2 separate regions of the Homo sapiens genome follow, and region 2 is linked to region 1. The links are chromatin contacts, found by Hi-C in ENCODE. All regions are on one chromosome and are shown on one strand. Each heading gives the region's core, a stretch centred on a gene start or an enhancer-like site at or near the end of the contact. The rest is flanking DNA. Distances are from core to core; before and after follow the strand shown. Region 1 has its middle 19 kb from the start of HAFML. Region 2 overlaps LOC124900817 (a long non-coding RNA gene).

Region 1 (6,248 bases), core at 2,514-5,013:
TTGCTCAGTTTGGAGACCTTTTATTTGTCCTGTAAGTTATTCATTTGTTTGATTTTTTTCAGAAAAGTCTTTGAATATTTCTTATTTTTCTCCTTGAAGGCATTTAGTGGAAACATCTACATTAATAGATTCCATGAGTTTCTTCACCTTCTGACTGCTAGCCTAGGTGATCTCCATTTTCTGATTCACTCTTTGTCTCTAATTCCACGTTGCTATCATTCATTTAATCTTTAAAGAGATCAGGAAAATGTGTGATCTTCAGCACGGTTTCAGTCAGACATCTTAATTTTCTCTCTTTGTTATTTACAACCGTTTTCATTCCTGGGTTTGAGTTTTCAAACACTTTTTTCTGTTCTTTAAGCTTTGCTTCCATACTGCAGTTTCTTGGGCAAACAGTTTTAGACTTTCCCAAAGATGAGTATTTTCTTTCAAAGTGTGCATTAATTTATTCTGAAGCAATCTGCCTCCTTCTGAGATACTTTTAAGACCTTTTTTTTTTTTTGCATCAGTCACTTGAGATTGGAGGATTTTTTTTTTCGTTTTTTTTTGTTTTGTTTGTTTGTTAACTTTTAGAGACAGGGTCTCACTCTGTCACCCAGGCTGGACTGCAGTGGCGCGATTTCAGCTCACTGTAACCTCTGTCTCCTGGATTCAAGTGATTCTCCTGCTCAGCCTCCCAAGTAGCTGGGATTTCAGGCATGGGCCACCACACCCAGCTCATTTTTGTATTTTTGTACACATGAGGTTTCGCTACGTTGCCCTAGCCTGGTCTGAAGCTCCTGGGCTCAAACAATCTACCCGCCTTGGCCTCCAAAAGTGCTGGGATTACAGGTGTGAGCCACCACATCCAGCCAAGATTAGTGGGATTTTGATGCCTTTTTGAGTGATCATCATTAACCTATGCAATGAAAATTCAAGCTCACTTTTCTGTCCTTTTCCAAGGAAGTCTCCTGTGTCCCTAAGTGAAGACCTGTTTGGACTTTTATTACGTGCTTTGAAACTCAGAGTTTATTGCTTTGGGGGACTGGCTTTCACCACAGGTGACTTGAGGGCTTGATAGGCTTCTGTAATTATTCCCATCTTTTCACTAACTTTGTGATATTCTTAGATCTGGGCAGAAAGTCTTTTGGCCAGCTTATCCCTCCTTGAAGTCTGTTGGCTGTTTACTATAAAAACAACGACAGCAGCACACACCAGGATCTTCCAGGGAAATCCAAAGAGACCTGAGACTTGTCTCAAGCTTTAAGACAACACCAGAAAAGCACCCCACAGCTGCTCTGAGACCAGTTGGGAGGATAGCTTTGTGACAGAAAGCAGGCTCTCCTTGGCTCCAAAGGGCACTGCAGCCCCGCCTCTGATTACCAGTATCCTGTAGGCCACAGCTGACTGCATGGAACCTTAGAGAGTATTGCCTTAAATTCAAACAAGTGCCTGGCAAGCAGGACAGACCACCAGTTGGGCTGGGGAGAGGGGAAACCAACCAGGTTCTATAAAACGCACTTTGAGGCTGGGCTTGGTGGCTCAGCCTGTAATCCCAGCACTCTAGGAGGCCAAGGTGGGCACATCACGAGATCAGGAGATTGAGACCATCCTGGCTACAGTGAGCCGAGACTGTGCTACTGCACTCCAGCCTGGGTGACAGAGGGAAACTACGTCTCAAAAAAAAAAAAGCACTTTGATTTTCTCTGCACACATAGAAAGTGGTATTATTATCCAGTGCATTTGGGGAAATGGAAAGATCTGATTGCAGCCAGAGACCACCTTGGAGCTTGCACCACTCTAGGCCCCACCTGGCCATACAGAAGCCCCAGAAGATCAAAGCAGTGTTATGCTTTTCCCACTTCTCTGCACATGGGCATCGGGGGGCATGATAATGGGCCTGAAGTAGAAGAGGGCTCATGTGCTCATATCCCTGGGTGAGGTGAACTCTCTTGAATCAAAGTTTCTCTCTGCAACAGAAAGGCTTGATTCTGTCTTAAAAGTACAGAGATCTCCCTGACCCGACGGCTCCCACTCTCCCCTGTGTTTGCTCAGTGCAGGCAGGCAGACACAGAAGACTGAAGGGTCTCACTAGAGGTATTAATTAAAAGAACTAAAAGAGGTATTAATTATTGAAGAACTCTGGGGAGATCAGTTGAAACTGCCAAGGTCTTCAAGTTTCATGGACTTTCTGTGGAGCGAGTTAGTCCTTGTTTGATCCAAGTGGATGGGGATGAGTCTCCTCTGGGGCTGACTTCATGATCCAGGCTCCTTCCCTCATGTGGCCCTGCCATTTTCCACACATGCCTCTCAAGGTCACCCTGGAGCCAGTCTCCAATCCACAGAGTCATCTTCAGAAAGTGTGCTGCTGCGTAGAGAGCAGATCTTCTTTTGGCTAAATTTGCCACTTTTAATTTCTTCAAATCACATCTTATTCTCTTACTATCTTTCCAGTAGACTCAGGCTAAGAGCCTCCTTGTCCATCACCTGGGTCTCTGCTGTGAATGATTCCTCCCTAGTACAACTTCCAGGATTCTCTGTCTTGGTCTGTCCTAAGTCAGAAAAAAAAGGCCTCTGGGTGTCTGTAGGTAGAGTTCAGTTCTCAGACTGACAGCATCTGTAGTTGCAGGCCTGTGCTGGGAGATAGTCCTATTGCTGCTAACACAAAAGGTCGGTGGCTCAGGCAGCCCTGGAAGAGATATGGGGCTACTCAGGTGGAGAGAATTACACTGCACAGCAATGCAGGGATGGTCTTCTTCTGGGGCATTCCAGCAGCCATACCTCAGGGCACCATGGCCCAAAGTCATGTTGCAGATGAGAAGTTGCTGAGCACCAACAAGGAAAAATGCCTGGACCAGTAGAGCTGTTGGGCAGAGCTTCCAGACCCAAATCCTACTAGTCATACCCTTATGGGCGACGATGTAGCTCACTGGGTGGAGTTAATGATGTGGGGGCTGGAAAGGGCAGAATGGCAGGCTGGAAATTCAGGTAAGAGTTGAAGTTGTGGTCTTGAGTCTGAAATCTGTACGACAGACCAGCAGGGTGAGAATTTACGCAGGATTTTTATGGTACATTCTTTTTTTTCTTTCTTTTTGTTGTTGTTGTTTTTTTTAAGAGACTTGGTCTTCCTTTGTCATCCAGGCTGGAATGCAGTGGTGTGGTCATAGCACACTGCTGCCTCGAATCCCTGGGCTCAAAAGATCCTCCTGCCTCAGCTTCCCAAAGTGATGGTATGACAGGCATGAGCTCCCACACCTGGCCTCTATGGTACATTGTTGAGACAGAATTCCTTCTTCCATCTTTCTACTTTTTGATGTATAATTTTATTTCAACTACACTGGAGAAAAGGAGGACTTTCAAAAGTAGGAAAAATACAATCTCTAACAAAAAATAATAGTGTAAAATGGCAAAAAGGAATTCCCTCTTCTGGGATTGACAGAGATTTACAATTCAGAAGTAACCTGCAAAATGTAACTGAGAAAGCTCAAAGGAAGAGACAAATTCCCACACTTGATCTAACTCTGAAAGTACAGTTTAGGTAAGGGATGGCCTTACACGTTGACCCAGGGCAGGCACACAACATGTCTCCAGATTGCAAAGCTCAGCCTTGGGAAGGGAGAGAAAATGATGAAAATGTTCAAACCTTAGATTTCCTGCAGGCTTGACAAATGAAGCCTGACATCTCACCTGATTTTGGGAGTGTCTGCTCTTCTGCAGCAGGTCTTATTTTAACTATTTGATCCTAAGAGTAGGGATTTCTCAGCACAATATAATTGTGACAAAGCACTTGCTCTGACGCAGAAGCTGTTGACCTGGTTGGTGCCAAGGCCAACTTTGAGCAGATTTCCTGCGAGCAGATGGGTCAAGGAAAGTTTTTCACTGATGAGTAATTTATTTAATATTGCCACATTGCCCTCCTCCTTTTCTGGGAGTGCCGTTAACAGAATGCTCCCTAGACTTGCCTGAATGACATTCACTGCCCCAGTGTGAGAATATTATTATTATTATTATTATTTTGTATAGGATAGGTTTGCTTGTTAAGGATGTTTTGTTATTTCAGCAGCCTTCAAACATGTAATAAATAAATTTCCCTTGGGTTGGCCCTTCCTCTCATTTCCTGAAGGAGGAGCTGATTGTTCTCACAGCTCCCCTGGGATATTTCAGGCCGTCTTCAAATGACTAAAGTGATGATGACGTCATTCCCTTGTGCACACCATTCACGTAGAGAACCCGGGGAAGGTCATTTATAGTATCAGCATCAAGGCTGGGATTGTCTGCCCTGGATTTCTCTGAAGCTAAAGAAACCACCACATGAAGTTTCCACAGAATATGGTAGAAGAGGCTTAAACTCATTGAGATGCTCCTTTAGAATATTTGCCTTGCATAGTAGCATCTAGAGAAGAATAAAAAGACTTGATTATTTCCGAAGAGAATGAGGACAGTGTGATTTCCAACACAAAGTGCAGCTAGTTCTGCCTGACACTGGACAAAAACCATTAAGCAGATAAGCCTTGCAAACATAATGGACATTTCTGGAAGATGATGACTTCTCTTCAGTGCTATGTAATTAGATTTGAGTGTATGAAGCAAAGGTGCTAAAGCTATATTGCTGCCCACTCAAAATGATTGAATGATTATGCAAAATTTATTCCTCAGAAGTGTGGGATGCTCAGAGCTCAATTGCTTGCAGTCCTGAAATAAGAAGCTATAATTTGACAGTCACTTAAACTGATGTTTTTTTCAATAATAATGAATTGTTCATTTTGTAAATGAACCCCAAATCCTCAGTCCTGGTAACTGACTAAACATTCCTGCACCCTAATTTCAGGGACATAATTATGTAATTATGAAGTTATTAAGTAAAGCCAAAAAAATATAAATATAAATGATTCTGAGGGTTCAGGGGGTTTATCTAACATGACAACATTATTGGAATTATTATTAACGTGAGTTTCTACAACATTTATTTCCATAAGTGTTCCAAATTATTGTGCTTTTTAAAGTTTTTCTCCAGGGAGAGAAACAACAAAAAAGGGGAGTGCGCTAGAAAAAAGGCTCTTCCTATTCTTTTCCTGTTCAAAATTTTAGCTGATTTGAATGCTACAGATTTATCATTTGGTGAATCCTATATGTTCTCCTTTTTCACTCCAAATCAAATATTTTATTCTTTTTCTATTATCTACAGTATTAAAGTATATTCTATTATATTTAGAAAATATAAATAAAATAAAAGAAGAAAAATATTCTGAAATTTGAAACCAATATTGTTAAACTTAATTTTATTATGAAAATAAACCGGGCCAGGTGCGGTGGCTCATGCCTGTAATCCCAGCACTTTGGGAGGCCAAGGTGGGGGAATCACGAGGTCAAGAGTTCAAGAACAGCCTGGCCAACATGGTGAAACCCCGTCTCTACTAAGAATACAAAAATTAGCTTGGTGTGGTGGTACATGCCTGTAATCCCAGCTACTCGGGAGGCTGAGGCAGGAGAATTGCTTGAACCCAGGAGGCGGAGGCTGCAGTGAGCCGAGGTTGCACCACTGCACTCCAGCCTGGGCAACAGAGCAAGACTCCATCTTGAAAAAAAATAAAAAAGAAAGAAAAGAAGCTCCACTCCAATTACATTGAATTTTACAGATATTCTTTAAAGTATAGCAATGGCATGCCCTTAGCCTATTAAGTGTATTTGATTGATAATTTCAGTACATAATTTATTCTCAATGCAGGCTTAGGAGTTAGATCGCCTGGGTCAGATTTTGTGATTCATCCATCACAGCTGTGTGACCTCTGGAAAATTACTTATTTTTTTCATGCTCCATCTTCTTCACCTGATATAATGAAGTGTGGATAATAGTACATCTACTTTCTAGGGTTATTATGAAGATTATCTGAATCAATTATTGAAAGTACTAAGAATAGTGCTTAGCTTATCCTAAGAATTCAATAAATATTAGCTATATTGATAGCGATTACAATAGTAGTGTGCAAAACGATACTTAACTAAATATCTTAGTAGATACAGATAGCTGGGTGAGGTCTAATTCTTGTCCTCAATGAGTTTATAGTGGAATAAGGCAAATAAGTGAATGACAATAATATAAAGATGAGAAGAAAATTCTGAAGTATTTGATATTATGTCGGGGTTAAAGAATCATTAATCCAACACACATTCTGAGGTACCCGGGGATTTTGGTACCTGTGACAAGTTTTGATAAATCTAATATGTGTTGAATTGCTTAGGACAAAATTTTGATTTGAGAGGGTTCAAGA
Region 2 (6,248 bases), core at 1,792-4,291, 140 kb before region 1:
ACAACAGATGCTGGAGAGGATGTGGAGAAATAGGAATACTTTTGTGCTGCTGGTAGGAGTATAAATTAATTTAACCATTGTGGAAGACAGTGTGGTGATTCCTCAAGGATCTAGAAGCAGAAATACCATTTGACCCAGCAATCTAATTTCTGGGTATATACCCAAAGGATTAGAAATCATTCTACTGTAAAGACATATATGCACACATACGTTTATTGCAGCACTGTTCACAATAGCAAAGACTTGGAACCAACCCAAATGCACATCAATGACAGACTGGATAAAGAAAATGTGGCACATATATACCATGGAATACTATGTAGCCTTGAAAAAGGATGAGTTTATTTCCTTTGCAGGGACATGGATAAAACTGGAAACCACCATTCTCAGCAAACTAACATAAGAACAGAAAACCAAACACTGCATGTTGTCACTCATAAGTGAGAGTTGAACAATGAGAACACATGGACACAGAGAGGTGAACATCACACACCAGGGCCTGTAAGGGGATCGGGGCTAGGGGAGGGATAGCATTAGGAGAAATACTTAATGTAGATGATAGGTTGATGGGTGCAGCAAACCACCATGGCATGTGTATACCTATGCCTGCACATTCTGCACATGTTTCCCAGAACTTAAAGTATAATAATAAAAAAAAATGTAATAGAGAAGAAAAATAAATAAAAATCTAAAAAAAAAAAAAGAATATGGGATCACAGATCGCAATGAAATGAATGGGATGAAATTCTCTCTGTCATAGCACTTGAGGACGAATCCACCAGTGGATTCCATCCAAAAGGCTCTGAAACAACAAGGGACTTAGTGCAGGCTGTGGTCCTTGGCTCCTTGGATAGTAGGCATTCAATGACCAAGCCACTTTCATTTTTGATGTTATGCAATTAGATATTAAAATGAAAAAGAAGTTATCTTTTGAAAACACTACTTTTAACAGCATGTGGCATACCATTTGCTATCTTAATTCCATAATTTCAAATTGTAGTTTTCAATTAGGGTCTGCCAATCATTTCCAGCCTCCTTTTGGGATTTCAAGGAGCTTATGTTCTAACGTGGTATTTTGTGTGGATAGCAGAATAAACTAAGTGTGGATGGGTTGGTCCAGTTGTTAAGGACATGGGTGCTAATGAGACCCAGGGGGTGGGTTTGGCCTCTGCCTGCAAGCGGAACAGTAGATGGTACTTTTGTTCCATGGCCACAGGCTACAGGCACAACTAAATGGTTATCTCCCAGATGCTTTTACCCACAAAGGGATGAGGTGAGAAGGTGTAGATTAATCATGAAACCCCTTCATCGCTCCTGGGAAAGCAGAAATCCTAGTATGGATCAAGACATGCATATGAGCAACAATGAATTTTAAATTCCAAAACTGAGGGTACTGTAAGTTCACTGTATTGAAAGTTGCTGATGGAGTCCAGAGTCTGTTAGAACATAAAAAGCATGTGGTTTGTATTTTAGAGACATAAGACAGTGCATTTAGTCTGCATATCTGAACACTTTTTCCTTAGAGATTTTCCCTGTTAAATGGGACATTTGACATGGTAGAACAGCATGTGCAGGCAAAGCACATTCAGAACTTCATTGTTTTGAATTGGCTATAACAAAGCACAAAGTTCTTTCTAGGCACTCCAGCATAGCTCTTTCCAAGTCTGGGCTCCAAAAGGGATAGATTAAACAGGAAGGGTACCATGTAATGCTAATTCAGTCTTATCTAATTCAGTTCAGTAAAAATCTCAGTATTTTTGGTGTTCAATATACCAGGTAGACATTGTGGAAAACGGAAAGGCAAGTAAGACATCACTCATGACTTCCAGAGGTTTATATTATTGTAAGGGAGGTGGACATGGATGAATTAAAGGTCCTAGAAAGCAGACTCTGAGAACAATGGAAATACAGGTACAAGGGCAATGAGGGCTCAGGAGAGACCACATGATCGATTCCAACTGGGGAAACCACAGAGAGCATCCTGGAAAAGTTACAAAACTTTAAAGAATGAGTGGACTTAAGTATGCTCAGTTACTCTGTTTAATCTATGTATTATTTATTTATTCTTCCATTGATTTATTGAACAAATACTTTGGGATTCCTACTATGTAACAGTTATGTTGGTAGGAGCTACACAAGTGGATCATGGAATCTGGAGTTGAAGACAGACATTATTCAAATGATCACATGACTTACTATGAGCTGATCTGTGTTCTGAGGAAAAATAATTGACTATGTAAAATATAACAGAGGAAAGAGGCTTAGACCAGGGTTTGGGGAATGCCTGACATGAAACTTGACCTGAGATATGAAAAATAAATAGATGTCAATTGGTGATAAACGGGGTTGGGCCCACAGTTCCGGTAAGAGGAAGGGCATGAGTATCATTGACTTCATGATGCAAGCTGGTGAGAATGATCATTTTATCAGAGACTGTTTGCTGTGCAGAGAGAGAGACTGCACGTGTTAAAAGCACATTTTCTGGAGCCAGATTGCCTGGATTCCAATCCCAGCTCCACCACTCACCAGCTGTGTAACCTTGGGCACTTCGCTTCTCATTTCTAGGCTTCATTCCCTCACTGTAAATGGGGTAAGTGTAAGACTTATCTCAGAGAGTTACAGTGTAGATAGTATACATTCATAATGATAAAATAATATATTACTGATTAACTAGATTAATATACAATGTTAATATAATAATATTTAGGATTAAATGTATTAATTCATTATTCATTAAAATTATTTCCTGACATAAATCTTATAAATTGTATATTATAGAAAAAATAGTAAATATGTAATAGAATATTAGAATCATATATATGAGAATAATAATAGACATTATTATTATTATACCCATGAGTCTAAGTTGAAAACTCTGAATTTTCTGATTTAATAAGTCTGTATTTGGCCATATATTTCTTTCCCTTCTATAACATCTTTTCAATTCTCCAAACAACTAGGATCTCTGGGTGTTCTTTTGCCTCTTTTTCTAAAAACAATCATTTATAGGACATCTCATTCTGACTCATCAAATAAAGTCACTGAAATATGACATTCTTACTTAGTGGGTGGAAACAAAGGGATTTTTAAGAGAAGCAACATTTTTTCAGCATGTTTTATGAGTGCAAATCATAGCATAGTAAAATGATGCAATCCTCCGTGTTTTGTTTTCCACAATAAACTTTCTTTCTCCTAATAGTTAAGATCGTATATATTTTTCAGATTTACCCATCTCAAGATCAGTAATGCATGATTTTATTACACCCATAATTTTACCCTCATGTGCTGACATATACAAATTTATTTTGGTGGCATGTTCTTAATTTCTGGAGCTGCCATGCCATTTTCTTGACTAGTTTTATTTTGGTTTTGACTAATCTCTTATAATTTTGAAAAATAGAGCACTTTATTTTATGGTTTATATTTTTAATAATCATAACTCTCTTTTCTTCGGTTAACAATTCCCCCAGGTTTAAATTAATTCCTGTCCATTTACCCTCCATTGAAGCATAGCATTACATGAATTTATGTTACAGCAGCATACGTGGTGCCGAATACATAAAACATATAAAATATAATCACACACACACACACACACACACACACACACATATATATATGTATACATATACATATATTTTTTAATTTATTTCATTTTTGCCTAGGCTGGACTGCACTGGGGCTATCGTGGCTCACTGCAACCTCTGCTGTCCGGGTTCAAGCGATTCTCCTGCCTCAGCCACTCGAGTAGCTGGGATTACAGACACCCACCACCACACCCAGCTAATTTTTGTATTTTTAGTAGAGACGGGGTTCCACCAGGTTGGCCAGGCTGGTCTTGAACTCCTGATCTCGGGTGATCCGCCCACCTCGGCCTCCCAAAGTGCTGAGATTATAGGTGTGAGCCACCATGCCCAGCTACATATATATGTTTTTGCCTTTCCAATTAGATAACAAATCTTTGAGGGTGGGAGCCAGGCTTGTGATTTTTCTAGTATTGTTCCAGAGTATCCTGCGCTGGGCTCAGCACAAAACAGTTGCTCCATAAAGTCTAGTTGGATTTAATTGAAGTACTTCTGTAGCAAAACTTTGCAGCACTTACTTTGGGGCAGCTTTCTCAGCTGGTAAGTATCAATGAAAACTTAAATGACTGTGAAATAAATTATCTTAAATGTAAAAGTCAAAAATAAAAATCAATTACTTTTCTATTTTGTTCAATGGTTTTTATGGAAAATATAGGCTTGCCTATCCTCACCTACTAAGTTGTCATACAACAATATATCTGAATAAATAAGATTTTCTGGTAACACATTGTATATTTTGAATGAAATTCAGTTACTTGAGTTTTGAAAATGGCTTAAATGGGCTAGAAAGACATAAAACGGTGAGCTGCCTCACTTTTATAGCAGCTGTGTGAGACTATGATTATAAAAACATGCCATGTAAAGGTATCAATCTGCTACAAATTTTCCTGACAGAATTTGTGGAATATTCTTCATTTCCAAGACCATTACCAGAAAATAAAAGCCTGAGATTCAACACTGTCAATCCAATCATCTGGTTAGACTTATACCTTGGTCTAACAGTTTACTGAAAATTACCACCAGGAAAACCCAATCATCTCCAAATAAGTGACATTATTTTACACTAAATTTAGCAAACTAATCTAACTATACATGGGGTGAACACTTAATTGTCTACCTACATTTGCAATACATAAAAAGGCAACAGTTTTCTATATATGTGAAAAATAGTCGCTCTGAGTTCACCAAGCCTTAGGTTATGCTACATAATTTGATTTTTATAACACTATATATCCAGGTATCAAATTTTTCTGATTAAGAAAATGACATAAAATAAAATTTGCTAAAATCAAATTAAACGCCTTTGAGTTTTGCCATTTAGTTTCCAACTAAAGCGTATGCGAATTATTTCTCCACATGTACTTCTATTTCTTAATTACTTCTGCTTCCACTCATATGCTTTTCTTCCTTAGGAAAGGCAGTTTCTTCTTAAAAACTGACTTAGATTCTGAGTGGGGGGCAGTAGAAGCCAGTCCTGTCGTAGAAGATGCCTGACACGGGATGGAGGGTTTGGAGTGCTTTGCATGCCCAGAGGGGCAAAAATATTGAGAAGGGTTGTTGAAAAGAAACACAAGCACCGATGTCATAGGAAGGAGGTCTGACTTTATCTTGCAGGTGATGGGAAGCCGGAGATATAGAAATAACTTTGCTTTAACTTTAAAATTATTTGCTAAAGTATCCATTATTTAAATACAGGCATCATGATTGTTCGTGTGCTATATTAGTTTGAGTCTTGTAAAAGACAAAAAAACTGTAATATTTTAATTTATTTCAGTGTATTTCCATCTTTATTTTTTGAAAAAAAAAAAGAGTAAATCTTACTCCTGCAACTTTTCAGTGTATATCTGTCTTTATTTTTGAAAAAAAAAAAAAAGAGTAAATTTTACTCCTGCAACTTATAGGTAAGCATTTTCCAAAGCGTCATGGTTTTCTAGGGTGTGCCATAATGTAAAGGAAATCACCTTGTATCTAAGTAACATTCTCAGACAAAGTCTGCACTTCCTAAAACCTGGATGCACAGACACTTAGTATAGAATGAAGCTTAATGAGTAAAAACAATAGTACAATCTATCTTGCTTCAGTATTTTGTTTTGCCAGGTGATGTGGTAGGTAAATGAACATATCTTTCTTTGATTGTGCCTGCATAACACATGATACAATGACTATTTGTTACCAGACTTATTTCATTTCAAAATGAGATAATAGATTATTGAATCAAAGCCAGAAAGTCAATCAGGCTAATCTCAGTACCAGACCTGAAACAATTATGTGTCTCTATTGTATAGAAGCTTGTATTTGGCTGATGAATCTATTTTAATCTTTTTAATACTTTATTTGTATTATACTCTTGATTATGGCTATCTTGACAGTAATAAATGACTTCATTAAACAAGTAGCTAATTAAATAAGTACCTAGATACCAATAAACAGCTGAACATAGAAACCAAAGTTGTTTAGCAGAACTTAACTAAAGCTACAATTGAGCGTCATTGTTTCCAGCTACTTGTCAAGCATTAATGACTTTTTTTATATAAACAACTGAGGTGATAATACAGCCATTTTAAGATTGAGGAAAAAATTAACAGAAGTGTTAAATCATCCAGTTGTTGGCACAGCTATCAGAGATGACTGGCGTTTGTACAGAATCTCCATCCTGAAACCATC

Evidence for each region. A loop is a pair of places that touch in the nucleus more often than their neighbours do. Pooled maps may share reads with other maps.
Region 2: a map of cardiac septum shows a loop between it and region 1 (2.4-fold over the local background). The contact joins two enhancer-like sites. A Hi-C loop is called at or near these places in 1 of 168 maps with a recorded cell type or tissue (cardiac septum) and 5 of 50 pooled maps.

The regions. Positions count from the first base shown.
Region 1 is chr4:176,631,993-176,638,240 of GRCh38, forward strand. It overlaps the pseudogene LOC100421630. Among named protein-coding and RNA genes, the nearest start is that of HAFML, 19 kb to the right of the region's middle. Within about 2 kb of position 3,764, at least 2 of the 41 ENCODE cell types and tissues checked have a DNase peak (open chromatin) inside an H3K27ac peak, as active enhancers do.
Region 2 is chr4:176,496,635-176,502,882 of GRCh38, forward strand. The region is part of intron 2 of LOC124900817 (a long non-coding RNA gene); the gene reads left to right. Among named protein-coding and RNA genes, the nearest start is that of HAFML, 150 kb to the right of the region's middle. Within about 2 kb of position 3,042, at least 2 of the 41 ENCODE cell types and tissues checked have a DNase peak (open chromatin) inside an H3K27ac peak, as active enhancers do.